Regions from separate parts of the Mus musculus genome. Here regions 1, 2, 3, 4, 5 and 6 are each linked to region 7. A link is a loop called in an ENCODE intact Hi-C map of the cell type or tissue named here. Cell type or tissue: left cerebral cortex. All regions are shown on one strand.

Region 1 (4,000 bases), 140 kb after region 7:
CCACCTCCTCTCTCTCTCTCTCTCTCTCTCTCTCTCTCTCTCACACACACACACACACACACACACACACACACACACAGAGAGAGAGAGAGAGAGAGAGAGAGACAGAGACAGAGACAGAGACAGAGAGACAGAGAGAGAGAGAGACAGAGACAGGCAGAGAGAGAAGAGAGAACTTCAAAAGCACTAAAAGATCTGTTCATCAGAGTGACAGGAGCAAATAGTTTAAGCTTCTCACCGTCCTGTCCCAATCCTGACCTTTCCTTTCCTTTCCTTTCCTTTCCTTTCCTTTCCTTTCCTTTCCTTTCCTTTCCTTTCCTTTCCTTTCCTTTCCTTTCCTTTCCTTACCAGGATGAGCTTCTAAGTCCCACTGTCCTCCTTCCTCTCCGACGCCTCTCTACTGCCCCCACATGCATGCCTTTCTGCCCTTCAGCCCCAGGAGTAAGGCCTTCACACTTCTGCTCTGTTATAAAGGAAGACAGAGACAATGTCGCAAGCATGCCCCGCTTATCCCACACTTTAGTGCTTAGTATTGATCTAAATTGAATCTCAGGGAGACAAGACCATGATAAGCACAACCTAGCCTTTCCTTACAACACACTAGTATTTATATTGTACTAAAATACCCCTTCCCTCCAGCAGATGTGCCGGGCCCATTGGCCTAGGTTTTCTCGCCTTCCTCTCTGTTGTCACCTCTTTCTGCTTTCAATGTAGCTGTCACTGGTGTTTCGCCTGAGGAGACTGGAGAAACTCATTCTGTTTAAACTATAACCTGCCAGGAAAGCAAATCATCTGTGGTGAGAGAAAGCAGACCAGTGCTGAGGGGGCAGGAGGGAGGGAGACCTCAACTGGACTAAGGCACAGGGAATTTCTTGTAATTGAGGACATATTCTATGTTTTCATTGTATTCGCATAACAATTCTATCAAAACCTGAAGCATACAAAAGGGTCTGTTTTATTATATCTAACTAGCTTGACCTTGGTAATGTCAACTTAAAACAAACTGCCTATAAATTAAGGGTCTGCTGCCTTGAGCACAGAACAAGAGTTTCAAATCACAATTCCGCCTCAACATAAAACCAGGGCATGACCAATAAATACAAGGAGAGACAGCCTCTCAATGCCTACAGAGCTCTAAGACTGATCGGTTCTTCAGCTGTAGATGACACGTGTCAAAGAAGCAGAAGGCACAAAGTTGATATACAAGAACCTCTACCAAAATATGTGAAGTCTTAGATATCATGGGCACAGATTTGCTCTCCAAACCTCAATATACCTAGGCTTAAGTATAGAAAAGCATTTTGTTTGTTTGTTTGTTTGTTTGTTTGTTTTTAAAGTAGATGCTCTGCTAGACGTTAGGAAATAAAAGCAATTTCTATAGGACAGAAAGAGTCATTCTTTTATATCGCAGAATGCTCCTTGAGAACCTGAGACTAGCTTATCATGTGTGGTGATTTGGGGAGTAATTCAACTCTCCTGTGAGAAGGGATAACATATTGCCAGGTGACAGAAACATAACGTTCACAAGGCTAAGTGAATGAGGGTCTTATAAGAAGGAAACTTGTGTTGGAGGGCAGGGAACATGGTTAGAAAAAGGGTCTTTTTTTCTTCCTCTCTGACTTCTTGCTCCAAATTCCTGCACACGATCTGTTCTATTCCGTGTCTCCTGTGCAGTTCTCATGCCCCCTCTCTGAGTTCCCACATGGCAAATGTCCCCACTTACTTAGCTCTGCAGTGACCATGCTGCAGTGTTGAATAAAAAAATCCACTGGGACAAGAATGAGAGGGGAATGAGGAAGGGACTCAGTGGAGTGTTGGGAGATTAAGGGCGAAGACAAGACAAGATGGGTCTGTGAAGAGATGGAAGTAATAAGAAAAAACCAGATTCGGTTAAAAGTAAAATGACTGTGGGTTCAGGAAAATTTGGGAGAGGAGGGCAGGATTTGTGAGAAAGAACAGGAGAATCAGGTCAGTGGGAACACAAACCAGGAGTCACAAGAAAGAGAGGTTGGAGGTCAACAGGAAATAACTGGCGGTTAAGGTCAGAGGTCTTCAGAAGACAGCAGGCCACAGTAAGACATTACCTGCTTACGAATCTGTTTCGAGGGCATTGCCGCAAGAATAGAAAGCACCTCACACCCTGAAAAACCTACAAAACGCTTCCTCTCCTGGGGAGTAGTTTCTCCTTCTTGACCACACACAGGAAGTGCAGACTCTCTTCCACTTCAATTCCCAGTCACCAGGGTTCTTCGGGGACAGCTGACGTTGTGGGTCCTCGCGCCCTTGTAGAACAGCATCAGCTCCTCCCTGACGCGGTTACCCAGCAACCGACAGGCACCGGGTGCGCAGGCGCACCTAGCGCCCCCTCCGGACACGGGGAGGAGGCGGAACTTGGGCGCGCAGGGATCCTCTGGCCCCGCTAAGCCCCGCCTCCGCAGAGAAAGATAAGTCCGCCCTCCGCGCAAGGAGCTCCCGCAAGTGGGAAGGGCTGGGGCACCCAGACACCGCCTTCTCATGAATAATGCAGGATCCGGGCGGTGTCCCGGACCCGGAAGTGGAGTTGCAGAGTCACCGCAGTGGCTGAGCTGCTGACAGGAGGCGGCGGCGGAGGAGGAGGCGAGGCAAGACCTGCGGCTCCGCGGGGCTACTGCCGCGGTAGCTCTAGGCAACCCCACGGAGCTACGCCGGTCTCAGTCATCCCGCGAGCCTCTCGCCGCCTATCCATCCTTCCATCCGCCTATCCGCCCGACCGGTCCAGGGCGGCCTAGTCTGCATAATCTGCCGGGCTTCTGGGGCCGCCGCCCCGCGCGGTCCCATCGGCGTCCCTGGCCGCGCCCGGCCCCTGGCCCGCTCGCCCGCCGGCACCATGATGGAGGAGATCGACCGGTTCCAGGTGCCCACCGCGCACTCGGAGATGCAGCCGCTGGTGAGGGGGCGGGCGGCGGAGAGGCCAGGGCCGGGAGGGGCGCCGCTGGAGGGGAGGGAAGGAACTAGGCCGTGGGGATTGTGCGAGGGGGCGCCATCTGATAAGGTAGAGGGAGTCCTGAAAACGCTTTGCCGGGGGAGGGAGATTTGCAGAGCGAGAAAACCGTGGGAGATTACCAGCGGTGCGAGCGAAGGACCTGAAAGGGCGGAGGGCACGGTCAGCAGATGCAGAACGCCGTCGGATAGGACCAAGGGAGGCACTCTAGTGCACACCTCTAGTGGAGGGCAATTTAGGAGGATGTCACAGAGCATCTTTGGCAGCAAGCCCGGGGGGTCGGATGAGAAAGGCGTTTAGCTCCCCGAGGCCTGTGATGCTCAGGGCGAGGGAGGAGGCCAGCAGATCAGTCTAAGGAGGAAAGGAAATAGGCCTTTAGAAAAGGAGAGGCCTGCCCGCCGGTCCTTTAGATAAATATAGCAAAGCTGAGCAGGAACCAGGCCTTGATGGGGGCAGAGGTTCATTGCAGAACCTGGGAATTTCCTTCCTCTCGAGAGAGGAGCCCCATTTCGATCTGGGGGCATCGGGAAGGGGAAGAGTTTGCGGTGGCGAGATGGAGACTCAAGGGTGTCCATGGGAAGGTATCTCCAGGATAAGAGGTGGAGCTGTGCTGAAGTGGGCCGTGCCGACCGGTTCGGAATTCGGAAGAGCCCCTATCATCTTAGGCCTACGTGTTTGGAGTCTTTGCTGGGCGGGGATCCTGCCTCCGGTCCGTGGTCCTGGAGTCAGGCAGGAATGATGTCATCGATGCCGGCGCCGAGGGGATGGAAGGGGGAGGGCGATGCCAGTTTATGGAGGCATGGCCTAAAGAAGAAGGTGCCTCCTGGCCATTGCCCTGAGGCTACCTGACTGTCATTGCTGTCAGCATATGGGTAGGAAAGTCAGAGGCCTAGCCAGCTGGCCTAGAGAATAGAGAGGAAAGAATGTAGAGGCCATGTTCATTGCTTAACCCACCTTGGGGCCTGTGCTAGTAAGATCTAAAACGAGGCGTGATAGGCCAGGAACCAATAGGTAATGGAT
Region 2 (4,000 bases), 100 kb after region 7:
CCAAAGTGCTGAAACCATCCTCTAGTTTCTTGTGACCCTCTTACAAGGCAGGTCACACCCACAAGCTCTCCACTCTGGGGCTCCATCTCCTGACCCAGATTTCTCTCTGCTGCTAGAACAGATGAGGTTCTCCAGTGTCCATCTCCTGTGGCGATCTCCCCCATGCCATCATCCTGTGGCTGGATCACTTTACTCCACGCTGACCCCCACACTCCTGCTGGCTGCACTGCTCTGTCCCCACCCATGGCCTTTCTAAAACTCCTGCTTGGCTTCTTATGATCAGTACAACTCAAGGTGGCTACACCCATTAGCCTGATGATGATGTTATCTAGGACCAGTTTTGGACTGGCTCATGGCCCCGAAGACTCACTGGCCTGGTTTCACTTCTGTTGCTGTGATAAAAATACCCTGACAAAAGAATTTATGGGGATAATGGTTTATTTTAGTGCAAAATTCCAGGTTATAGTACATCACAGCAGGCAATTCAAGGCAGCAGGAACTTGAGGCAACTAGTCACATTACAGTCAGGGGAGACAGAATGCATGTGTTCTCCACTCTTATGCAACCTAGTACTCAAGCCCAGGGAATAGCGCCACCCACAGTGGGCTGGGTCTTCCATAATCAATTAATACAATCAAGACAATCCCCCACAGACATGCCCAAAGGCCAATAAGATCTACATAATCCCTCATTGAGACTTCTTCCTAGGTGATTCTAGATCCTGTCAAGTTGATAACTAAAACTAACCATCACACTTGCTTTAACAACCAGACATAATTAGAGGACTGAAGGCAGAAGAGATTATCATCTTCACCCTAAACTCAAGGGGGAGCACCTTATCCTTAGATTCTACCCCCACTGTGAGCAGATTCCTTAACTCTCCTGCAATTCAGATAATAAGTACTTTTAAAACAGAAAAGAGTCTGTTCTAGTGATCCTCAAACCCTTCTGACCCTCAAAATGGCAACTGGAGGGAAGATGTGGACTCCCAGGTACAATTCCAGCTGCCGTCACATCTTCTCCCAAGAAATCACCCACACCTCAATATCAGCCTTCTCTTTTGAGTATCTACAAAACCCTTCTAAATCCCCAAGCTACTATTTACCTACATCCAGGACCCCACTGAGACATTCTGTGACAAAGCTGAAGACATCCTACCAACCTGGGACTCCATAGATGTCAGTTTCCTCATGGCCATCTTCTCTGTTTTCTTAGCCACTGGAGTCTTTGCCTTCTCCTTCTCTTTGGTCTTTTCCTGTTTCTCGAGCTCATCTACATAGGCATCATAGATTTCCCACTAGTCAGGAGCAAGACAAGAGTCACCATGGGCATAGCTTTCACGGGCCAGCTTGTCAGCGTGCAGAAGTTGGTCATGTTAACCCGAAAAGTGTTTCCATAGCACTCTCTAGTTGGCTCATTATAATTATATATTAGAGTCTGTCTTCCCTGCTAATCACTCACTCTAGAACAGGAAGGGAGGGGTTTTCAGGGTTCCTCTGAGATAGGCGCATCCACTCTGAAGCACAGGGTCTGAATCGTAAGCCAGAGATCAATCAATATTTTTCTAAGGTTCAACCCTCATCCAGCAGAGAAAATGTTCAACGACAAGGACTAGGTAACTAACAATTCACCAGAGGCTTTAAAACTGAATTAAGAAATGTTTTAAAACATCTTTCTTGGCTGGTGAGATAGCTCAGAGATAAAGGTCTTTTCCACCGAGCCCGATGGCCTGAGTTTAATCCCTGGGACCCATATGGTGGGAAAAAACACCTGACTCCTGCAAGCTGTCCTTTGACTCCATTGCATGGCAAATGAGCACACACTCACGCATGCACATTTTTTAAAAGTTAGTAGAAAAGCAGTCTGCCTCCATGGCAACAGGGTAAATATATTGGCTCAAGCTGGCTGTCTACTTCACTGCCCACTAAAAGGAAATAAATAGGTATTTTGCCAACTGGACCTGAAGGAAAGAAAGCCCAGGGGCTGTAGCAGAAGCAGCAGCAAGGATCTGGGGCTGGGCAAAGGCAGCAGATCACTGTGTGCTCCCCAGACTGGGCAGTCACTGCCACCTGGAGGCCAGACAGGCACACCTTCCATTTAGAGATTCACCCCCGGGCTAGAATGCCTCTCGGCCATGCACCTCAGCATTCGCTATCTCATTCAGAGCCCTCCAACACCTCTGAGAGATGCCTTATCATCCTTTATTGACAAAGGAAGGAGCTGAATGAAGTATTAAGAAATAAGTGAAGCTACTGTGCCCAGGATCTCACAGTAGGAAGAGCAGAGCCTGCTAGCACCAGATCCTGTCCAAGTCAGCACAGCCAGGCAGGAGGGCTTAATGGGGAAGGAGGAGGATCTGCAAGAATGCCAAAGGCTGCTGTGAAGGCAGTCGGAATGCTGGCACTTTAAAGACAATCACAGGATGCCACAGGCTTCCTAGAGCCCCTGGGAACAAGCACTCTCCCATGTTCTGGGGAAGCTCCAGTCTTGCCCTGGGGAACATGTGGCTGGCTCACTGGTGAGGACCTATATTGCCAGGTGCCCAGGGTTCAGAGACTGACTGCTCAGGACAGCGTGCAGGAGATGGGTGGATAATCAAGGCAGACTGGCAGAGGAGTCTATAGCCAGGACAGTCACCTCTGCTGTCAGATGCTTTAGGATGCACCAGAGTACAGATGGTGACAGCTCTCAGGCTCACCCAGGCAGGACCTTACCTGATTGGCTGTGGCTGAAAAGTTCGTCCTCGGTGGAGGCTCCATCTGACACTCTCGATCCTAGAGTACAATAACAACAGGAAAGCCACAGATGCCCCCCTCCCCCACATAACCCAACAGTGCATCTATCTATAGGAGCCTTTGGTTAGCACTGAGGAAGGGGTGTGACTGAGCTGGGGGAGCAAAGGAGATCTTGGTGAGAGTTTGAATGATTCAAATCCCACATTTGTTTTTCCATCCTGGTCTCCTTCCATAGCCTATGCTGGAGAGCAAGGACTGTAAAGATCAATTATGCCAGTTTTTAGTAAAGAAAAGATCCAGATAGAGAATGGACAGATTGCAAGAAACCAGCCTGTCACCAGCCTCCAGACACAGGGCATAGAGGCCTGCTTCCCACAAGCACTGGGGCTAATGTTCCTTAAAGAGAAGGCTTCTCCCTAATAGTAGGGTTTCTGCATCCAGCAGTGTAAGTTGCTTCGTCCCCGTTATGCACCACCCCGATTATCCAACATAAGCCTGTGACCACACAAGGGGATGAGGCGCTTCCCTCCACCACAGATACACTACCATAGAAGACTCACATGAGCACACCTCACCTAAAACTGTGCCAGGCTCTCTCAGCCTGGTTCTCAGGGTCCTTCGTAGTCAGGAAATGTTCTAGCTTTTCCAAGCAGATCTACCACAGAGACCATCAACTTCCGTTGTATTGTTCCAATACTCCCCATGCCCCTGGCACACTTCAGTCCTGATTTCTACTCCCTCTTCCAAGTCTAGCCCAACTTACAGGGACTCCAGTTCACATACAGCTACACATATTTCAGTTCTCCTTGGAGAGAGAAACTGTCGTCTGCTCTGTCACAAGCAAGAACTGATCTCGGGCCCGTGTCTACCTTCCCACTGTATAACACAGAGTTTCAAAGTAAAAGTGGGAGTTACCCGGAGGGGGTTGTTGAAGGTCTGGGATGCTCTCTCACTGAAGTTAAACTGGTTCGTGAGCTTCCGTTCCTTGGGCTGCACAGGAGCCATCAGCTCTTCTTCAATCACCTTTTCAGTTGTCTGGAAAGAAAAATCAGGAGGGCCAAGGGCTTAACTGCAGGAGGGAGACAGTGTGCAGTCGGGACTGAGGGAGAGGAAGCCCTGACCTGGTGAAATGGGTAGGGTGTGAGGATGCTGCCAGAAGCAGGGCTGCTACTTCCCTTTGTCTTTCCCCAGTCTCATCTAAAGCCTCCACCCACAGCTTATCTCAATGGCAGGGACAAAGGCACACCATGCGCACCTCAGCTGCA
Region 3 (4,000 bases), 190 kb after region 7:
CCGCTGGTTTGTCAGGTCCGTCTTCTCAGGCACCATTCCCATCCATCGGGAGACACTGCTTAGAGCTCATCTGAGAACTTCAGAAGTCCTCACTCGACTTTTTTCCCCTTCTTTTTAGTCTTGAGTCCTTGCTTAGATTGGCCAGTTGGTCGTCTAGACCCTGCAAAGATGAAACAGAGAAAGAAGGGCTCTCTGGAGTACCTGCTCTGACCTCGATCCACCTGCAAGCTCAGAGGAACTTGACAGACTCTTCTCTAAAACAGCTTGTACCAGCCTTTGTAGAGGGAGCCCTGTGGGTTTCAGGCAAGGTTTTCTGGAGCAGCCTAGCTTACTTGGGATTCTTGTTGGTCGGGAGTAGGACATCGTCTCCTCTCTTCTACAGCACATAGTAGACCCGTCCTCTCCCTCCCTGAATGCTGGCTGGCCTGCTGCTAGCGTAAATGCTCCCAGAAACCCAGAGGGCAGATGAGAAGGTTTGCTTCAGGGTTGAGAGCAACCCCTGGAGTCACATGCTTGCCTGTCTTCTCTGCTTCCCCCCCACAGGATCCAGCCGCAGCCTCTATCTCAGACCGAGACTGTGACGCCCGGGAGGGTGAGTCCGTAGCCATGAATTACAAACCATCCCCGCTCCAAGTGAAGCTGGGTGAGTGTGTCGGGGATGAGGGAGATGTGGGGAGTGAAGAAGGTGCTCTTGGATTGGGTTGACAGCAAGGTGCTACAGTTGAAGTGGCTCAGGCTGGACGATCCCAACCTCCAAGTAAGTCATCCGCACTCCCAGGCACCGCAGAGAACCCAAGACAGCACTGGATAGGGCCAGCCAAAAGGAGCCTGCCTCCAAAGATAGGGCAGCTGCTGCTATGTGTGAGGGACAGATTCAGGGCCAGGGTGACTTCTGTCCAGGGAGGCTGTCCCTTCCTTAGAACCCCAGCACCCATTTCCTTTCCAAGTATTGCATTATCCTTGTCTTAGGGTGGGTCCCATGTCCACTGACTGCTGTGAGATCGCCTGACCCCCGCAGCTGCCCAGAGCTCCAGTGACTCCAGGTCTGACCCCACCCGCTGCTGAGCACCGCCCCTCTCCCTTCATGGACCAAAATCTCACAGATCCAAGGCTGCTGAAGACAATAGCAGACTCCCACCAAAGAGTTGATTTCCTGAAGAGAAATTATAACATGCCACACACAAGACAGATATGACAGTCAGATACAGTCGTCACTGTCCTTAGTTCTTCTCAGAACTCAGGCTCTATCTGCCCACCAAAAACCTCATTCCTCAGCTAAGATGGAGCCTCTTATCTCTTATCAGGCTCCCCTGCATATCGAGCTATCAGGATTCTTTCCCACAGAGCCTGTGCCTTTAGGGAATTCAAAAAAATAAAACAGGTCTTGCAGTTCTCCTTCTAGCGCACACCCAGGCAGCCCCCTGGTTGATTTTCTAAACACAACAGCAGCTCTTTTGATGGACTTGCTTGCCTTCCTAGGACATTCTATTCAAAGTACAGCTACTTTTGTTTATTGTTGTTTTAATGCAACAATAAAAGTATTTTAAATGCATACAAGTTCTGTACTCTCTCCACAGGCAACCATTCCAGGTTCTTGTAGCTTCATTTTGTACTTGAGCACAAGAGCGGCATTACATTGTGCACATTTTGTGAGCCTTGCTCCCTCCCCTGGATGATGTCCTACAGAGAATGGCTTCATTCTTTTAAATGGTTGCATAGTAGTCCGTAGTTTGAGCCTTGTCAGCTTATTGTCTCCGTTTGTTTTCATGATTTCAAACAAAGTTAGCATGCTGTTAAAATAGCATTTTTATTTCCTTCACCATAGAATTGCCACCAAAACTCATGGACATTCACAACTTGTCTCACTTAAGATAAAGAAAATCACCAAGAAATGTAAGGCAAAGTGCACCCCCTAGAGGCTTGATATGGTAATGGCAGTTGCTGTCTGCTGAAGAGCCTGGAAAACTAAAATAGAGGCAGAGAGGTTAGAGGGTAGGAGACAGCGCTTCAAAGACTTGGAAATCAGAGATCATTTTCAAGTGACTCACGGGTGCTGTGACGGCTCCTCCCACCCTTACACGAAGAAGTCACACACCCACACCTGCCACCATGTTTCTGCCACAGAGCAAGCCTTTCTCCTTCGTCATGGCTTTACTTGACATTAGTAAGAAAGAGTGGCTGAGCCTCCTTCCAGGCAGCTCTCCGGAGTCGCACGTACCACGTAGTAAGTCAGCAGATGTCCAGCCCCACAAGTGCAGGGGCTCTGAGCCCCTGGAAAGATTGCAGACTGGGCTCCTCAGCCTCCTGCCCAATCCTGCCCACAGCCCCTTTCTGCCCCTCCTGCTAAGGAAACCCTTAGTAGCTCCTTTTCCGTCCCCATTAATCCCAAAGTGCCTCAGCCCCATGGCCAAGGCCTTTGCACTCTGAGGGGTTTGGTTGCTTTCTTTTGTTTCTTGAGATGGGGGTCTCTGTGCATGCTCTGAGTTTATAACTACTGGAAGCTTTCCATCCCTGTGGTATAGTACTTGATGCATAATTGCGATTCTAGTGTTTGTTCAGTGAATAATTAACTGATGAATGGCTCCTTTCCCAAGTTCACCTCTTTATTACCTCATCTCCCTCCGTTCCGTTCACGCCCGCAGCTATGTCCTCTTGGGTTGCTTTTGTACATACTTTCCTCAGGGAAGGCCTCTCTGACTGCTCCAGCCTTCTGTGTTCATCTCTTCCTCTCTAGCCATTCCTTGACATCAAGCACAGGCCGGCTGCCTGACATAGTAACTGTGGTTCCCACAGGGTAGGGTCAGCCTCCTCTTTTCAGCTGTCTGTCCACCTCAGTTATGCATGTCCACCGAGCGTCAGGTGCCTGGCGGTCCGTGGGATCACTACAGAAGTACGCGTCTGCAGGAAAGGCCCAGATCAGGTCGCCCCCAGCAGCAGGGCCTGGCAGCCGCTGGGCAGGACACAGCTTCTTTCCCGTGTTCTCCGCAGAGAAGCAACGGGAGCTGGCCCGGAAGGGTTCCCTGAAGAACGGCAGCATGGGCAGCCCTGTCAACCAGCAACCCAAGAAGAACAACGTCATGGCCCGGACGAGGTAGGGGTCCTCTCTGCCCCACTGGGACCTCACCAGTCAACACCTACCATTGCTGGTCTCCACCCTCTCCCTCCTCAGGGGAATGGGGGAGATGACAGTGAGGGGGAGGACCTAATGTCCTGTTTATATGCTCTGGCTGACGGTTGTCACTCCAACTCCCCACTCTTTACCCAGGCTGGTCGTCCCTAATAAAGGCTACTCCTCGCTGGACCAGAGCCCTGATGAGAAGCCACTGGTAGCTCTTGACACAGACAGGTGTGTATGGGGTCTGGGGGCAGCTAGGCAAGCCACATGATGCTGTGTGAGCTCGGATGGCTTGTAACAGGCCACACCTGTCACACTGCCACAAGGGCTGTGTTCTTCAGCCACCAACTCTCCATGGGTAAAGTCTCCCAAGGGGGTGGGTTTTGGCTTCGTGGTGGTGGTGGTGGTTGTTTTAAAGGATTGTTCAGAGAGAGGCCTGGGGGCCAGCACAGTTTGCTGTGTGCTGAGACAGCTGCTGCCCCACGATGGACTGATATCTCTAGACAGCCTAATGGAATGCCTGATGCCAGTCCCCTTCTCAGGGAAGAACCCTATGCCAGGGTAGCATCTGGCTAGCCATAGACTTTTGGAAAATCCGAACAGCCAGGGGGATTTGAACCTAGGGGGAGAAAAATTAAAACAGCCTGAGGACGAGCGGAAAGAGTGGTAGCAGTTCTCTCCAGAAGGAACTTAAGAAGCCACACCATTTAAAGGTCGAGCTAGGAAACCTGCCTTAGCAAACATATATTTGCATACTAAGCACGGGTTATTTAAATCATACTGTTGGGAGGGGGCGGGTATAGCAAAGACGCAGAGCGTTTTCTGTTTAATCTCTCTAAATTACTCACTCTTCTCTCTCGCTCTTCTCATGGCCAGCGACGATGA
Region 4 (4,000 bases), 94 kb after region 7:
AGCTGGTGACACCAGCATAGAACCCTGCCCCAGCCTGGCTTCTGTGGAGACCCCCCCCCCCACACCCGGTTTTGCTCAGGCCCTCTGAGGGACCTGCAGGGAAGTTAGGAGACAGAACAAGAAGGTGGCAATGACTGGCCTGAGTGTGTAAACGTTCCTGCAGCACACAGGGCTCTTCTCATGCAGGCCTCCTGAGATGGAGGCCTGGCTGGTTGTCAGTCTTGCCATGTCACTAATGAGGAGACAAGGGCACAGAGAAGTGATCCTCCAGAGGGAGCTCTCTAGCTGCCTGTGGGTACCACTGGGGCTGTGCCTCCAAAGACCAAGGAGGGACAAAGAAACCTTTCCTGGATGAGTACTTGCCCAGAGGAGGCTGGAGCCTGCCAAGTTGAGGCATTCTTCATGGAAGGCATTACCTTTCTCTGACTAAGGATACTTCCCATGGATGGCCTCCAGAGGACGTTGCTTCTAACCCTGCCTAGAAGATGGGCTGCGATGTTCCAGAGTGTCTCCTCCCGCCTGCAGAGGCTCCTACACTCTCACCTCAGCCTCAAGCAGAGAGCCTGGGCCTCACATGGGGGTCCACACCCACTCCTGGGAAGGCCTACCCAACTTTCAGGCTCTGTTCCAGGCCCAGTAGCTGCAGTGTGCATGGGGGGGGGGTGTTCTAATTCCCTGCCAGAGGGGGAGGGTGCTCCCATTTGGCAGCAGCCCACCTTCAGGAGTAGGGACACAAAGCAGGCATTTAGGGCATCCTCAAAGGCGGCTCAGACCACAGAACTGGGAGCAGCTCCAAGGGCTCCTCCCTGAGAGGAATGACAAACACCAACTCCTCCAGACCCCCTCCCCCTGGAGCCCTACCCTGGTCAAAGAACTGATGAGCCATCTAAGAGGCAGTGACCAGGAGCTTGCGAGCCTGCCAGCCAGCAGCAGCTTGAAGAACGGAAGGGTTTTCCTGTTCACAGACGTGAATCCTCCCAGCCAGAGAACAAGCTGTTAGCATTAGGGAGCTGTGCCTGGCTCGCTATGTAGGGCCCTTCCCATTAGGAACAGGGACAGTCCAGCGCAGTGGTGGGTGTTCCTGCTTGGCCCAAATAGCAGGAAGGAACAGCAAGTTGCATATACAGTCAACAGCCCGCGCTGCCTCCTACTTCCAGCATACCCCAGCCGGGCCAGGAACACAGGTAACTGTGATCTCCAGTGGCTCAGTGACAGAAGGATAAACTTCAAACACTCACCTTTCCTCACCCTTACCCTGCCTCAGACCTGGTCAGGAAGGCCAGGCAAGGAAGCAGAGAGAGGGCCTCCATCCCACTCTCCATCTTTCCTTAGCACACCTGCACCAGGTCCCCCAGTCTCTAGCCTCAGGCCTGCAATCCCTTCCTGTATGAGACATATCCCTGCCCTTCCAGAATTCCTTCAGTTGTTTCCTTCTTGAAATGGCTTACCATGTCCTCTGAGGGATGACCCAGCCATATCATTCCTGCCTACAGACTTGGCCTATGCTGGCCCCTCTGCTGCAAAGCTTGCCCCTTCGTTCTTTGAGGGTCAGTTAGCATATTCAGTTGTACTCTTTTAACCGGCATTAATTCCCCATATGAAAGTGGGGTCTTCCCATTAGACCAGTGGTTCTCAACCTGTGGGTCGTGACCCCTTCTGAGTGTCCAATGACCCTTTTACAGGGGTCACCTAAGAGCATTGGTAAATACAACATTTATATTACAATTTGTAACAGTAGCAAAATTACAGTTATAACTTAGAAACAGAAATAATTTTATGGCTGGCGGTCGCCACACATGAGGACCCGTAATGAGGGATCATAGCATCAGGAAGGTTGAGAAGCACAGCATTAGACTGTGAGTGCTCTCCGAGGGCCAGTGACTACATCCTGCTTCTCTCTGGATTTCTCACACCTGGCTCAAAGCTCTGACCAGACTAGGAACTTAGTGTCTGATATTTGCATGAGCAAACAAATGAATGGGAAGATCACTTACAGGAGCCGTGTCCCACTGCAAAAAGATCCTTGTACTTTGGATTCCTGCAAAAGAAATGTGAACTCGTCGACACTGGAAACAGACATGGCCTTCCCATGGTCATGAGCTTTCTTTCCCATGGGCACTGGTGACTAACTGCTTTGCAGACATCCACTGTCTAGCTTAGACTCCTACCATGGTAGACATTAGATGATCCTGCAACCCAAAAAGGATCCAGGTCCTATTTCCCCCTACTGTGTCCCATGTCACACTCAAGATGTAAAGTGGAAGAAGAGTCTTGTGGCTCAAGATTTGGCACGCAGCGGGTGCTCTGGGGCACTAGTTTTGCTGCAATATCTGTACTCACCAGCAGAGGGCGGTGACTGCCAGGCGCTTGGCTTTGTCATTTTGAAACTTCCAGAGAGGCAGCAGCGTACCCTCCTGGTCCCTGTATTCATCAGCAGTATCCTCATAGTACTTAAAATCTTCAACGCAAATAGACACAGTCAGCCAGGGACTGCCACTTTGTAGCAAATCGATACCTCTTTGGGAAATACAATGAACCTCTTTGTGTTTGGGGCTGGGGATAACAGCAGTACCTATCTCAGAGGACCACTGTGAGACTACAGGTTGAGTTTAATACATGCAAAGTATCTAGAAAAATGCCAAGCACATAATTCTCTCTGTATATTAGCTGGTGGGGCAGGGCCTACAGTAAAGCATCCCTATGTGCGTGCACAGAATCCCAGGCTGCATCCCTCATCCTTGTGAGCCTCCTCAGTGCTTCAGATCAGAGCAACCAGATTTCAAGGGTTCAGCTGCCAGAGGCTGATTAATAGTTCTATTCATTCTGCATCCTAGATCCCTAAAATACCGTCTGAGTTTATACTCACTGTCAAGCCTCACTGCAATGGGCACCTGGACACACCTCCATGGGTTCCCAAAGCTCCGCTTCATCTGTGAAGCTGTGTCTGCCTTCCATCACTGCTAGGCTGCCAGAAGCAGCTCCTTCCCATTCACCTAAACTGTGGAGCTGGGGAATCCTTGGCTGACCTCTTTCTACCTTGTCTTATATTTTCCTCCTGTCTTTTTTAATCTTTTTTTTTTAAACCCATAGCTACTACCTACCTAGGTCAAGATCCCCAAGTCCATCACCTGACTATCATATTCTTCAGCTGGTCTCCCTGCGTCCTCCCATAACTCTTTGTCAGTCCACACTTCAGGGGAAGGGGGAGGAGGAAGGGGAGGGGGGAAGGGAGGGGGAGGGGGAGAGATGAATTTGTGCCCGGTAGCCAGAGGGCCTGTAACCTAACATCACTTTATCACCCAAACTGGACGGGAACATCTGGGCTCAAGTGATCCTCCAGCCTCAGCCTTCTAAGTACGTACCTAGTGCTACAGGTATGTGCTAGTACACTTTTGGTTTTTTTACTACATAGCTCAGGCTGGCCTGGAGCTCACGGCAATCCTCCTGTATCAGCCACCTGAATATGGCTTTTTTGAGAAGACTTAATTTCTTTGTCTCTTCCAGTCCTCTCTCTCCTCTACTGAGACATGTCATTCCTTTGCCTGATTTCCATGTCACACATGTCCTAGAGAGCAGGACATACGTCATATCCATCCCTCTGTCTCCAATGCATGGGACAGGAACAGCCACAGAGCAGAGACAAAGTTCTTTCAAAGAATTCAAGGAAATAAAACAGCATTCGGGAAATGGTTCTGTCTTCTTTCAGGTAGGATGGCCAACTAGAAGAGACTCTCTAATTCTACACAGTCTGGGACAGGCCCAATCATTGCCTGATCCCTCCCACAGTGCCCCATACCCTGATGTAAAATCAAACCTCAAAACTGTCTTGGAACCATAAATAAATAAATAAAAAATTTAAAAATGAGTGGTCAGGAAAGTGTGAGCCTTGATCACATCAAGATTCCTAAGCTCGAGTGAACTTTGAAAATCCCTCATTTCAGTGTGGGGATTAATTGGTAACACTTCTCTATTTTTATTTCTTTTTTCATGATTACACTTT
Region 5 (4,000 bases), 240 kb after region 7:
ATTGCGGAGGTGAGAACTCCAGGCTGACAGCAGGCAATTCACACTTCAGAAAAGTGGCAGAGTGCCTGAGGTGGTTAGAAAAAACCTGAACCAAAAAACCCTCAATGTCATCAGAAGGTTCCAGAAGCTAAGGGAAAACGCTCTTGGCTTTCTTCACAGACAGACTTTCCTCACAGCCTAGGAGATTCAGGACCAACATTGGGGGACGGGCAGAGGGTGGGGGAAGAATTCGCAGATAAATGCTATGCTGCCATAGTTTACCATATTCATCAAGAATGCTGCACAAACAGTTCCCTCCCCCAAGCTCCCAGAAACATATTTTTATTTGCTTGCTTATTTATATTTGTGGGGTTAGAGACTGAACTCAAACTTCACACATCTGAGGTGCACACTCTCCAATTCCTTAAATCCTCCTCACAGTTCTGATGGTCAAAATCCTCTTCAAGCCCCCATGCTGTCAAGTAAATAATACTGTGCCAGCTATCCTGTGCCAAGTTTTGACAGCCAAGGTTTCTAATGTAATAGGCGACCCTTTAAGGCTAGGCATGGTAGCATATGCCTATAATCCCGGCACTCAGGATCCTGAAGCAGGAGAATCTTGTGTTACAGATCTTGTCTCAAACAAACAAACAAACAAGCTCGAAGGATGACCCTTTAAGTTAGTTTATGAGGAAACGGGGAGTTTAAGACAGAGTCTTACAGTGTAGCCCAGAACAAGAGATGTAGAACAGGCTGGTCTTGAACTCAGAGACCTACCTCCCCCTGCCTTCCAAATGAACACAAAAGCACACACTATGTCTTTCTCAAAGCTGAAATCTTAAGAATTGTTAAGCCAGGCTCAGTGACGAGCACCTTGCACCTGTAATCCCAGTCCTTGGAAGGCAGAGAGGCGGGAGGATTCGGATATCAAGGCTAGACTTCACTACACATAGATCTGAGGTCTTTTAGAGCCACATGAGTCCATGAGTCCTGTCTCAAAAAAAAAAAAAAAAAAAAGGTTACAATACTTGCCCAGTGGCATGATGGCTAGTAATTGTGAATTTGAATCCAAAGAAATCTAACTCCAAAGATTCCAATTTTTTTTCACCTTCAACAGTTCTGCTTATCATGAAATAGGGTTAAGGTTACACATGGCTCTGAGAGCATGCACAAATGCTTAATAAAATCACCACCAGTTTTAATGCGCCTTAGTCTTTAATCTATACTCATCTGGAGTCTGTTTAGGGTGTCTGGGTAAAAGCTTTTCCACTGAACAGGTCTTGGGCGGCTGTCTCGTAACCAGAGCCAGCTCAGGTGGGGAAAGTTTAGCCTGAGGCTCCTAAAAGTGCCTGTTTGACACGGGTGTCCGAGACTCCACTGCTGTTTCCTGAGAAACAGGAACCGAAGCCACATGTTTCTCCTAAACCCGGTGTCTAGAAATTTTGCACAGGCCAGAGCAGAGGAAGAGCGACTCTGCTCGCTCATAAGCAGCTCCATGTGCCTACTGCTTCCTCAGCCCACACCACCGTGGCCTTCTCTGCAACTCACTAGCTTCCTTGTTTTTGGAGGAACAATGAGGGATCCGTCCATGATAATGTTTTCTTGTAACAATACTAAAAGGAAGAAAAGAAGAAAGAAAGAAAAAAACCTAAGCATATGAAAAAACTAGAAAACCCCTTCTCTGGGCATCTGCCTTCTTTGGGCATCTGCCCTTCGTCTCCTTCCCTGGGAGATCAAGCTACACAATTATTCTGTGGCTTTGCTATCTGGCAGAGGGAGAAGTCAGATTTTTTTTTTTTTTTTTTACCTTTAATGACACAGTGGTTTCTAGGATCAGACCAAAGTCAGACAAGGTTGGGACAAAAATACTGCTCAGGGAAAATTTGTTCCGTGGCCTTTTAGTGCCACCTGCTGTTCAGCTATGGAAAGCGAGCTTTAATACTGGAGTCCACCGGATTTCCTTCACTGGTCCATAGTCCGCTTAGTGCGTCCTGTACGGCAGGACTGAAGGGTCAATGTGAAACTGAAGACTAAAAGCATCTCTCTTCCTAGAGGTTCACAGCCCAGTGAAAGCAAAAGGCAGCCAAGCAGACGTTACAAAGTATTTCGCTCATCTTAAGGGGTACATGAGACAGGCAGTAAAGGAGGCTCTTTAGGGTAAGGGCACCGCATAAGGATGTGCGCGCCCGCCCGCGTGCACGTGTGTGGTCTTCACCTGGGTGCCAGGTTCACTCAGTTCCACATACTTGCTCAGCATATACGTTATGTCTAGACTGAGCCATGCCTGGAGCTCCACTATAAAGATTCTGAAGGATAGCTGAATTCATATGAAGGTGAGGCAAGGAGGCCTTCTAGACCAAGGGAGGGATGCGCAAAGTGCTCACACAAAACAGCATTCCATTGGTGAGCAGCTTACTTTATATTGCTTTTTATTTTAGACAGGGTCTCACTATGTAGCCCTTGCTGAACCAGAACTCTGTGCAAATCAGGCTGGCTTCAAACCCAGTGATTTATCTGCCTCTGGAGTGCTGGGATTAAAGGCATGCCACCATGCCTGGCTTAATTCATACCCGGTAGACAATAAGGACTACTGGTTTTAGGTGGAGTGTATTTTGGTCAGACTGACATTTTACAAACTCATTTCGGCAGTAAGTAAAGTGGAGAAGAAACTGGAAGAAAAGACCGCAGGCAAAAAGACATGTTACAAGCTTATTTCCATCTTTTTAAAAAACATGCATTGGTATGAGGAGTCGGGTCTCCTGGAACTGGAGTTACAGACAGTTGTGAGCTGCTGGAAGAGGGGTCTGGTTTGGGTAACTGGGTAGAAAAGGAAGAAGTTACCTATTTCTTTTTGAACTGAGTTGAATTTGAAGTGCTATAGACTACCTACAAGGCAAATGAAAACTGGGTCTTGAGTTTAGTGATATCTCATTCTTCGTTTCCTAAATCCAGTATTTTCTATTAGAAAAAGAATTGCTTTGATCATAGATATTCCAACAACCCATGTGTTAAGGAGTTTTATGTCAACTTGACACAAGCTAGGCTCCCTGGAGAGGAGGGGTGTCCTGACCAACAGGACCTAGTTATTCGTGGGTACGAGGGGAACCACAAACCTGCAAGAGAAATGGGCAGGAAAAAGGAGAGAGACCAAGGAGGATTCCTGTCAAGGTCTGTTTAATGAAGGCTAGGAGCCTGATTATAAGCACACAGTGAGAGAAAATAGGGAGGGGTCGAGGGGGAATTAACAAAGAACAAAGACATCTGGGGACATGAAGGCTGAATTCTGACTGTAGGCAAGAGGCACCCTGAGTCTTATCTCAGGAATGTAGAATCCTCCTTAACAGCCCGGGGTGTCAAGCTGGGCTCAGCACATAACTCAGGTCCTTAGAAGTCTTCGGAGTCAGGAAGAGATAAGGAAGAGGAGACTATAATTCAAATTTCTAGGGTCTAGGTGCCAGGAAGGGATAGGGAGGAGGAGGTGACCGGCTCCTAACACAAGGCCATTTGACTTATTAGGGTGGGAAACTGCGAAAGGCTTACTTTCTCACGGTATGGTCTCCAACAGAGGGGGCCTCAAGTTTAGAAAATGCTTCTATGAGACTGGGCTGTAGGCAAACCTATAGGGCATTTTCTTAGTGATTGATGTGGATGGCCCACTGTGGGTGGGGCCATCCCTGCACTCAGGGTCCTGGGCTCTATAAGAAAGCAGGCAGAGCAGCCACAAGGAGCAAGCCAGTAAGCAGCACGCCTTCACAGTCCCTGCATCAGCTCCTGTCTCCAGATTCCTTCTGACAACGAACAGTGATAAGGATGAGTAAGCCAAACAAACCCTTTCTTCCTCAAGTTGCTCTGGGTCAGTTTCCTCACAGATGTTGTAACCCTGACTAAGACGAGCCACTTTCCCTGAATTTGGGTGCATTTACCTGTCTAATCACCCCCTTTCCTATCTGGTATTCCAAATATTTTCACCCTCTTTCAGTTCAAAACAGTACAAGATAGAAAAGTATACCTGACACTGCTG
Region 6 (4,000 bases), 55 kb after region 7:
GCCTTGGTCAGTCCTGACCCACCCACCGCCCACCCAAGGCTTGGGCATCAGCAATCTGGCCTCCATTAGCAACATGGGAAAGCAATTATGTTGGGCCTGGGAAGGAGGGGGGCAGAAAGAGGAAGGGGGGCCTGCTCAAGCCTGGGAGGCTGATGGAGGGAAGAACTGGGGTATCTCCCTGCCCCCAACTTCAAGGGATCACCCTTGTCCTAAGCCCTTCTGGTCAGTGTTATTGACTCTGAGAGTGGTTGTCCCTCTTTGCAAGTCCTCTCCCCTTAACCTCATAGACTATTCACTTCCGAGGGTTTTGACTACCGGCAGCCACCGCCTCCTGTGAGGGCCGTCTCTCTGCAATCCTTTGCAAGGTGGTTCTGGAAAGCCTGAGATGAGTATAAGCTTCATTTCTTGGAGCTAAAACAGAACTCAGAGAATCAGAACACTTCTGAGGGGGCCGGGTCCTCAGCCTATGTAGCAGTGGCCCAGTCTTTCAGACATTAGTTCTATTTGCTCCCCAAGGTGCCCTGGGAATGGGATACCCCTCTATGCCTTGATCAATCTATACTTGGCTACAGGACCTCTCCTCCCATGGTGGCTCTGTTGTATGCTTAGAACTCTAAACTCCTCCACCCCTCTCCTCTCTGACCTGATTCCTGTCTCTATATTTGTCTCTTTCCTATTCCTGTCTCTTTGTCCTGGTCCCAGTTTCCCTTTTTTTCAAACTTATTTTGTTTTAATACACACACACACACACACACACACACACACACACACACACACACAGAGGGCTGTCTGTGAAGTCAGAACCCTGGAACTGGAGTTGTAAGCTGCCTGATATGGGTGCTGGGAATTGAACTCAGGTCCTCTGAAAGAGCAGTGCACACTCTTAACTACTGAGCCATCTCTCCAGCCTCTGGTTCCAGTCTTGGCATCTCTGTATGTCTGTCTCATCTCTACCTCTCTCCTCCTCTGTCTTTTGTCTCTTCTTGGTGTTCTTTTCCCTCTTTGTCTCTTGCCCTCTAACTCCTTCCCTTTCCTAGCATTTATCCTCTCTCTCTCTCTCTCTCTCTCTCTCCCTCTCCCTCTCCCTCTCCCTCTCCCTTTCGCTCTCTCTCCCTTCCTCCCTCCCTCCCTTTCTCCTTAACTCCCTCTGTATTTCCATCTGCCTCTGTCTCTAAGTATTTCGTCCCTGTCTATGTGTCTATGTGCCTTTCTCCCTGACCAGCACAGCCTTGGTCCCTCTTCCCAGACTCAACCCCTCCTCTTTTGCCCCACTCTTTGAGTTCCTACCCCCACATCCAGACCCAGTCTGTGGCCTTTGCTCCTCTCCAGCCCAAGCCAGGGTCTGTCTGTTCTAGATTCTGCTGCCCCCTCTCGGCCACGTGCCTGCGCTTCATTTCTGTTCTGAGGCCAATGGCTATCAACATAAGAATCCTGTCTCTGCATCCCAGCAGCTAGGCTGGGCCTAGGTAACTATTTGGCAACATTCCTGGGCAGCCCCCAGCCTGAGAGCTTCCAACAGTAGGGCGTTTACTACCTGTGTAGATTCGAGATTCGTTGTCACTGGGATAGAACAGTGAATCCTGGTGCTGCCCTGAAGCCCTGTATATCCTTAGGCTTGTGTGCCCACATATCCACAGCCAAGGGCGCCTAACCCTTAGAAGGTTCCATCTCTCTGACAGCTAAGGGCTAGAGCCCTGTAGGAAGGAAGGATTGGTGTATAACTCCCTCCACTTTCACCTCTCCTATGAGATGGAAAAAGAGGTCTGAGCAGAGCAGCAGGAGAGACCTTATCTGGTAATGACACTCTGAGGGGGCGGGGGAACTGCCGGTGAACAGTGTGACATGCTTGGGTAACGGGATCTGTTTGAAGGGAGGCTGGTCTGCACGTGCCTTCCAGAAGAAGGCTTGGTGATTCCTGACTGAGGAGACCGATCTGAAGACATCCTGTATCGGAGGAATGAGATCTATAATTGGTCCTAGTTTGCCTGGGACTTTCCCAGTTTAGTACTAAATATTTCAAACCTTGGAAAAATCCATTCCAGGCAAAATTAGCCACTCTATCTGCAACAGTTTAGCTGCCCACAACAGTCTTAGTGGATGGAACGGTCTGGAGGGGATATCTTAAGGGTCCTAACCTGGTAAATTGCTTTGAAAGAGATGCTGTTTTAGGCCAGAATCTTTGAATAACAGGCCAAGGAGGTAGACAGAACACTTCCAGGAGAGCGGCTTGGGGAGTGGCCACCAGGGGGCAGAGCAGGTTCTCAGGAGACTCAGGCAATGACCCCAGAGGGAAGGTGGGCTGTTTGGGGCTGTGTGCAAAGGGCATAGGCACAGCAGCAAACGCTACTGTGGCACTGTGTGCAGCCACACAGTGTTCAGTGTGAGGTGATGTTGTACGGCGTACATTTGTGTGGTCTGTTTGTAGCTTGCCTCGTGTGGCCATAGATGAGGCCTTTGCTGTAGCCATAGAAAGAGAACAGGAACACCAAAGGAATCTAGAGGAATCTCTTAAATAACAATTCCCTTCCCAAAAGTAGCACAAGCTTTGAGTTTCCTCTCACAAAAGCAGCACTCAGAAAAGATGAATTGATGAGCAAGAATCCATCCTAACGGTGCCTTGCTGTTAAGTGCATAGGCACAGAGAATGTCAGAGCATGGCCGTCAGGGGACGGTTTAGAAGCCCCGTGTCCCTCTTTGACATCTTAACAGAGGCTAGAAGAACATGGTATATCTTCTATGGTATGGACCGCCGTTCCAGGAGCTTAAACTAAAGCCATAAGATGTCAGTGTGCTCTCCCTTCAGTTGGAGCAGGTGTCTAATAGGATCCTAGAAGGACAAGTACCCAAGCATTAGCAAGGTTGACTGGAAGCCCCAGCCAGGCCACCCTGAGGTGGTATGGCAGACCAGGTTCGAGAGCTGTTTTCCAGGAGAGGATAAATTGGCTGGGGCAAGAGAAGAAAGCACAGGAGGGAAGGCCTGTTAAGCAGGAGCCATAGCAGGCAACTGTTAAGAGAAAAAGAAATACATACAGCCTTTGGGCACAAAGACCACAGGCAGGAAGGAAAGAGAGAGCCAGAAGCTCGAGGGAGGGAGGGGAGGAAGGGAGCCTGGAACAGAACCTGCACACACTCACACCAACCTAGGAGGAGATAGAACCAAAGGAAGAAACAGATTCCCCACAAGTTCTTCCTGCCGTGGGTCTTATTAATAGTATAAAATGGATAGGACAAAGGACCCAAGGACAAGATGCTAAAAAATGTGGTGAACAGGGAGAGAGACAACAGAGAGTATACAGGACCGAAACAATAATGTCGCAGATGTAGCAAATAAGCCAGAAACAGCAGCACCCACAAAGCACACGGCGCAAAAGTGATGTGGAGGAAAGGCTGGGAGTGTGAGAGTCGGCTGGCAGGAAGACGTGAGGCCAGAAAAGCACCAAGCAGGTAAGAGACAGGAAACCCAGGAGCAAAGCGGCGAGCTTGCAAAGGTACGGCCAGCTTGCAACGGTAAGTGGTGTCTCGGAGGCCTCGGGGTGACCACAAAGGATGGGTTACTCGAGAGTCTGGAGGGTGGGGTTGAGAACTCGTGAACCTTTCTAGAAAAATAAAAACCCTGAAAACTCAGGGCCAGGGATGTGGCTCAGTTGGTGAAGTGTTTGCCAAGCATGGGTGAGGCCCAAGGTTCTTCCCCAGCATTGCTTAAACCAAGCCTGCAGTCCCAGCCCTCAGGAGGGTCTGGAGGTCAAGACCGTCCTTGGCTACACAGCGAGTTCAAGGCCAGTCTGGGATACATGAAACCTTGTGGGTTTTGTTTTTGTGTTTTAAAGACAAAATCCACTCAGCCAAGAAATTAATCAGAACCACAACTGAAGGAAGGAAGAGCTATAGGAAAGGGCTGGCGGCGACGTTAATTCCATTTAGGTTAAGATTAAACTGTGGGAATTTTAGTTGCAGAACAAAATGTAAATATTATAAATCTTGATAAAATAAAAACAACATT
Region 7 (4,000 bases):
TGGGGCCGGAGAGATGTCTCAGCAGTTAAGATTGCTTTTCCAGAGGACCCAGGTTCAATTCCCAGCAGCTACATGGCATTTTACAACTATCTTTAACTATAGTCCCATGAGATCTGATGCCCTCTTCTGGTGTCCAGATGTAAAAGCAGACAAAACACCTATATGTGTAAATAAGGAAAAAAGCACTTTGTTCAATCCCTAGGACCCACCTGGCAGCTCACGACTGTAACTCCCATCCCGGGGCATCTGATACCCTCTCCTGACCTCAGCAGGCACCAGGCACACATGTAGCGAAACACTAACATTTTTTAAGTAGGAGCATGGGTTGGTGAGATGGCTCAGAGGATAAACACTTGCCACCAAGCTTAACCCGAGTCCAGTCCCAGCACCAACACGGAAAAAGAAAGCGGACCTCTGTTCACATGCACACATAGACAAACAACAACCACAACAACAAAAATTTTTTAAGTAGGAACAAAGATGACTTCCTGCAGTGGGAGGGTCTGAAGAGTTGAGGACGAGCAAGGGTGCAGATGGTGTTGGAGGTGCAGGTAGGATATAAGAATCCAAAAGTCCTCTCCATGAAGCAGGAAGAAACAGAGCGGATGGGGTCAGGATGCCTGAGACAGTTGTTGCGGCTGAGAGATATGACAAGATCTGGCACGGCAAAGCCATAAGTCCGGTGTAGGCTGACAACTATGAACTTGGAATGTCTTTAGCAGAATGTGGGATCCAGTAGTCTCCACTCTGAGACTGCGACAGGAACAAATGAAGACTGAATAGTAACAGGAGAGTAGGGCCATGGTGCCCACCCTGAGTAAGAAGTTAAGTTAAAAGAGCACAGGGTTCTGTGACCCGGAGTCCTCACGAGCTGTCTGGGGTGGGTGACGCAGAATGCCACAGCGATAGGAAAGTGTAGCTTCCTGGGGCTGTTAGAACAAAGTGCCACAACTGAGTTGCTTACAACAGCAAAGAATTCCAGAGGCTAGCCATTCAAAAGATGTTTTTCTATTTTATTATGTTTTATTTAGTGGATGTGTGAGCATGCATGCACCGCAGCTCACAGACAGAGGTCAGAGGACAACTTGCAAGAGTCAGTTCTCTACTTCAGCCCTGCCCGCTTTGATGTGTGTTTTCACCCTCTAAATATAATTGGCTTCTTTAAGATGGTATTTTGGGGACCTGGAGAGGAGGGTCCATAGATAAGAGCACCCAGGTTTGATCCCTAGCAACCACATGGTGGTTGACAGTCATCTACTACTCCAGTCCACACCCTCTTTGGCCTCCTCGGGCACCAGGCATGCATGTAGCACACACATATGCAAGCAAAACACCTATATACATAAATGAACTAAAACTTTTATTTATTGTCTCCTGGTGAGAATGTGGGTACCAAACAGGCAGATGCTGCTTTCTCCACTGAAGTGACCTAAGAGTCTTGAACATGCTTTGCACACAGTAGGTATGTAATGATCATTCCGATGGATGAAGGGATGACTGTTGAGCCGCTGTTGGGCCTCCGAGTGTGTGGACACTCTTAGATCCCACGCCATTCCTTGTTCCCTTGGCCCTCCGTTCTCAGATTAGAGGAGAAGATTCAGATTTATTCACAGAGTAACCTAAAAGGACCTCCTTGCCTGCCTGCCCCACTGACTCTGTCCATCTTTGGCTTGGTTCTGGGACTCTGGCTTTCTGACCACACTGATGCCTCCCCTCCCCCGCTCCTAATCATTCAATCTTCTTCCTCTAATCTTTGTCTCTTCAAATTCAAGACCACTCAAAAGCAAGACTTGGAAGTTTAGATCTGTAATCCTAACAGCTGGGGAAGCTGTAGCAGGGGGCTGCCATCTAAGGCCACCTTAGCCTACATAATGATTACCAAACCAGCCTGAGACACAAAAACTAAGTCATAAAACAAAACAAACAAAACAAACCCGGAGAGAAACCTATTCAAAACACACTAGTATTAACCTCAGGGAACTTCTATTTTAAACCACAGGGTGGCAGTAGTCACAAAGGGATAGCCCACGTATACTCTGTAAAATCTACTTTTCAAGAAGCCCCAAGGCAGAAGGAAAACAGTCTAGTCTTGAAATTTGGTCCTCAATAGACTAAGTGACAAGTGACATCTCGGCAGTTCAAAAGGCAGCTGATAATACCCAGTGTGACAAACCTAGTCACTGCACTTAGAGCCTCCGGTCTCAGGTGAGCGATGATGTCAGCAGTTCACCTTCAGGAATGTGGCAGGCGCAGTAGGTTCACAGAGTAAAGAAGTTCCTCGCTGCAGAAATAAAAGCCCCGAGACAAGCAAAATCTCAAGGAAAAATGAGGTAATGACTGTGTAAAGCTTGAAGACTAATGGGCTGGGAGAGTCCTGGGAAGGGCAGGGATGGAGGGGAATCATGAACTGAGACATAGGAAGACGCAAGGAAAGTAAACAGTCTGGTGACTGAAGGTCAAGGAAGGGCCAACGAGGAGTGAGTCTCAGGGACCGCGGCTGTCTACCTGGCCAGGGAGTTTGGATTTTATTGTGGGAGAGATGAGAGGTTCCAGAATTCTCTGAGGTGGAGCACAAGGTAAAATGCCAGACTGTTTAGAGCGAGAACCCTGGGTGCTACAGCTTGCTGAGAAGACGGAGCACAGGATTGGAAGAGCAGCAAGGAAGCCAGGAAGAGATCATGGGCCAAAATCACGGCTAGGGTAGGCCCTGGGAATCTTTCCCAGCCCACAAAGGCTCTCAATGCCTGTTACACTGCAAGCATTCCTAGCCCCAGGCTCCCTCTGCCCCACCATATGAGCTCCTGTAACCTTTCTTCATTTGAACTGTAGCCTGGCTTCTCTGGTTATTTGTCTAGAACCAGGGTCTTGGTCAGCTTCCATATTGAGAGACAAGAGCATCCAGGTTCCTTACGGCTAGGAGAACTCTCTCTTGGCTTTCGTTTTCCTCCACTATGCATTTCTCAGAGACCCTTTCATGTGTCCTCCTTCAGTGTGGCTAAGGGTCCTTCCATAGAGGGAGCTAGCTAGCGTCACTCCCTCACCTTCAGCCACCTCCTACCAGACAGAGTACACTCATATGCCTACGTGTGCATGCATATTGATGTCCAGAGGGCCATCCCACTAGGGAGAGAGTCACATGTCTAAGAGAAATGCCTGGAAGTGGGAGAATAAAAGGCACAGCTGGGAGTGGGAGCAGGAGCGGGAGGCGTGCTGTCTGCCAGGTCTCAGGTTCCGGCTGGAGCCACAACCGTGTACGGCAAGTAGGGGGCACCAGAGTCAGACTTTGTGTAGGAATTGCGGAGTCACCTTCATTCCGTCTCATGAATATGCACAGAACCTGTTGAATTATGCAGATAGAAAGGATGTAAATGTGTATGCAAATTCGGTGCTACCCTTGCTGTTGCTATGGAAACAAGTGACTAGCAAGGAGGGGCACACCCTGGGGAGACCTGGGTGGAGAGACTGAGACCTGGAGACTGGGCTGGGCCACCTGCTCTTCTCAATCACGACGTTTTGATCTCTTTCTTTGCTTCGTTTTGTCTTTGTCTCTCTGCCTGGATCTCCGTCCACTTCTGCACCTCTTTTAACCTCTCTCTTTTCAGCTGTTTTATTTCTCTCTTTCTCTCTCTGAGTTTCTCTGCCTGCATTTCTCTGTGCTGTTGCATCTCTGACAGAAACATTACCTGGCCTGCCCCTTGTCTGTAATCCCATGACTTCCCCTCCTGCAACTCCCTGTCACTCTGTCTCACATCTCTGGGTTTTGTTTCTGCATCTCTGAGCTCTTTATTCTCAGTCTGTCTTTCTGAACCTCTTGTCCAACAACTTGTCTCGGATGGGAAAGACAGGAAGCTGCACATCTGTCCTTACCTGATGGGATGCGCCACCCCTGTCCCAGACGCCCACGTGTTCAAGGATTCCTAAGCACTCCCGCCCTCCCGAAATAAAACCCTGCTTTGAATCTGGCCCCTGTCACAGTATTGACACAAGATTCCCATGACAG

What was found. Peaks named below come from ENCODE experiments on the same cell type or tissue, not always from the same donor. Only the 100,000 strongest peaks of a DNase experiment are listed, where the experiment ranks them.
Region 1: a loop joins it to region 7, with 2.2 times the contacts of the local background. A loop is called at or near these places in 27 of 42 quality-filtered maps.
Region 2: it touches region 7 in a loop (2.4-fold over the local background); 15 of 42 quality-filtered maps call a loop at or near these places.
Region 3: a loop joins it to region 7, with 2.6 times the contacts of the local background. A loop is called at or near these places in 5 of 42 quality-filtered maps.
Region 4: it touches region 7 in a loop (2.9-fold over the local background); 15 of 42 quality-filtered maps call a loop at or near these places.
Region 5: it touches region 7 in a loop (12-fold over the local background); 16 of 42 quality-filtered maps call a loop at or near these places.
Region 6: it touches region 7 in a loop (2.3-fold over the local background); 17 of 42 quality-filtered maps call a loop at or near these places.

The regions. Positions count from the first base shown.
Region 1 is chr4:41,568,103-41,572,102 of GRCm38, reverse strand. Fam219a (family with sequence similarity 219, member A) reads left to right here and starts at 2,565. Exons shown (of 6, transcript NM_001159583.2): 1 at 2,565-2,926. The coding sequence starts at 2,867. It overlaps Dnaic1 (dynein, axonemal, intermediate chain 1), which reads right to left and starts at 2,309. Exons shown (of 20, transcript NM_175138.4): 1 at 2,085-2,309. The coding sequence starts at 2,111. In left cerebral cortex, CTCF peaks have their summits at 429 and 2,365; DNase peaks (open chromatin) are centred at 2,458, 3,016 and 3,674; H3K4me3 peaks cover 1,963 bases; H3K27ac peaks cover 1,722 bases.
Region 2 is chr4:41,602,993-41,606,992 of GRCm38, reverse strand. Dnaic1 (dynein, axonemal, intermediate chain 1) reads right to left here. Exons shown (of 20, transcript NM_175138.4): 6 at 3,991-4,000; 7 at 3,651-3,770; 8 at 2,715-2,774; 9 at 1,163-1,297. Among named protein-coding and RNA genes, the nearest start is that of Dnaic1, 35 kb to the right of the region's middle. In left cerebral cortex, a CTCF peak has its summit at 2,076 (motif pointing left); a DNase peak (open chromatin) is centred at 2,065.
Region 3 is chr4:41,520,958-41,524,957 of GRCm38, reverse strand. Fam219a (family with sequence similarity 219, member A) reads left to right here. Exons shown (of 6, transcript NM_001159583.2): 2 at 544-592; 3 at 2,989-3,091; 4 at 3,266-3,346; 5 at 3,992-4,000. Gm12404 (a long non-coding RNA gene) reads right to left here. Exons shown (of 3, transcript XR_001784270.2): 3 at 3,907-4,000. Among named protein-coding and RNA genes, the nearest start is that of Gm12404, 2.6 kb to the right of the region's middle. In left cerebral cortex, a CTCF peak has its summit at 1,920 (motif pointing left); DNase peaks (open chromatin) are centred at 1,968 and 3,918.
Region 4 is chr4:41,612,688-41,616,687 of GRCm38, reverse strand. Dnaic1 (dynein, axonemal, intermediate chain 1) reads right to left here. Exons shown (of 20, transcript NM_175138.4): 11 at 2,341-2,458; 12 at 1,995-2,038. Among named protein-coding and RNA genes, the nearest start is that of Enho, 26 kb to the left of the region's middle. In left cerebral cortex, CTCF peaks have their summits at 275 (motif pointing right) and 2,347 (motif pointing right); DNase peaks (open chromatin) are centred at 345, 825 and 2,355; H3K27ac peaks cover 1,231 bases.
Region 5 is chr4:41,466,740-41,470,739 of GRCm38, reverse strand. The region is part of intron 1 of Nudt2 (nudix (nucleoside diphosphate linked moiety X)-type motif 2); the gene reads right to left. Among named protein-coding and RNA genes, the nearest start is that of Nudt2, 3.6 kb to the right of the region's middle. In left cerebral cortex, a CTCF peak has its summit at 1,897 (motif pointing left); DNase peaks (open chromatin) are centred at 1,565 and 1,890; H3K27ac peaks cover 718 bases.
Region 6 is chr4:41,651,775-41,655,774 of GRCm38, reverse strand. No RefSeq gene overlaps it. Among named protein-coding and RNA genes, the nearest start is that of Gm12405, 11 kb to the right of the region's middle. In left cerebral cortex, CTCF peaks have their summits at 1,368 (motif pointing left) and 2,239 (motif pointing right); DNase peaks (open chromatin) are centred at 1,370 and 2,242; H3K27ac peaks cover 440 bases.
Region 7 is chr4:41,706,558-41,710,557 of GRCm38, reverse strand. No RefSeq gene overlaps it. Among named protein-coding and RNA genes, the nearest start is that of Rpp25l, 5.0 kb to the left of the region's middle. In left cerebral cortex, CTCF peaks have their summits at 135 (motif pointing left), 1,985 (motif pointing right) and 3,257 (motif pointing right); DNase peaks (open chromatin) are centred at 2,013 and 3,247; H3K27ac peaks cover 820 bases.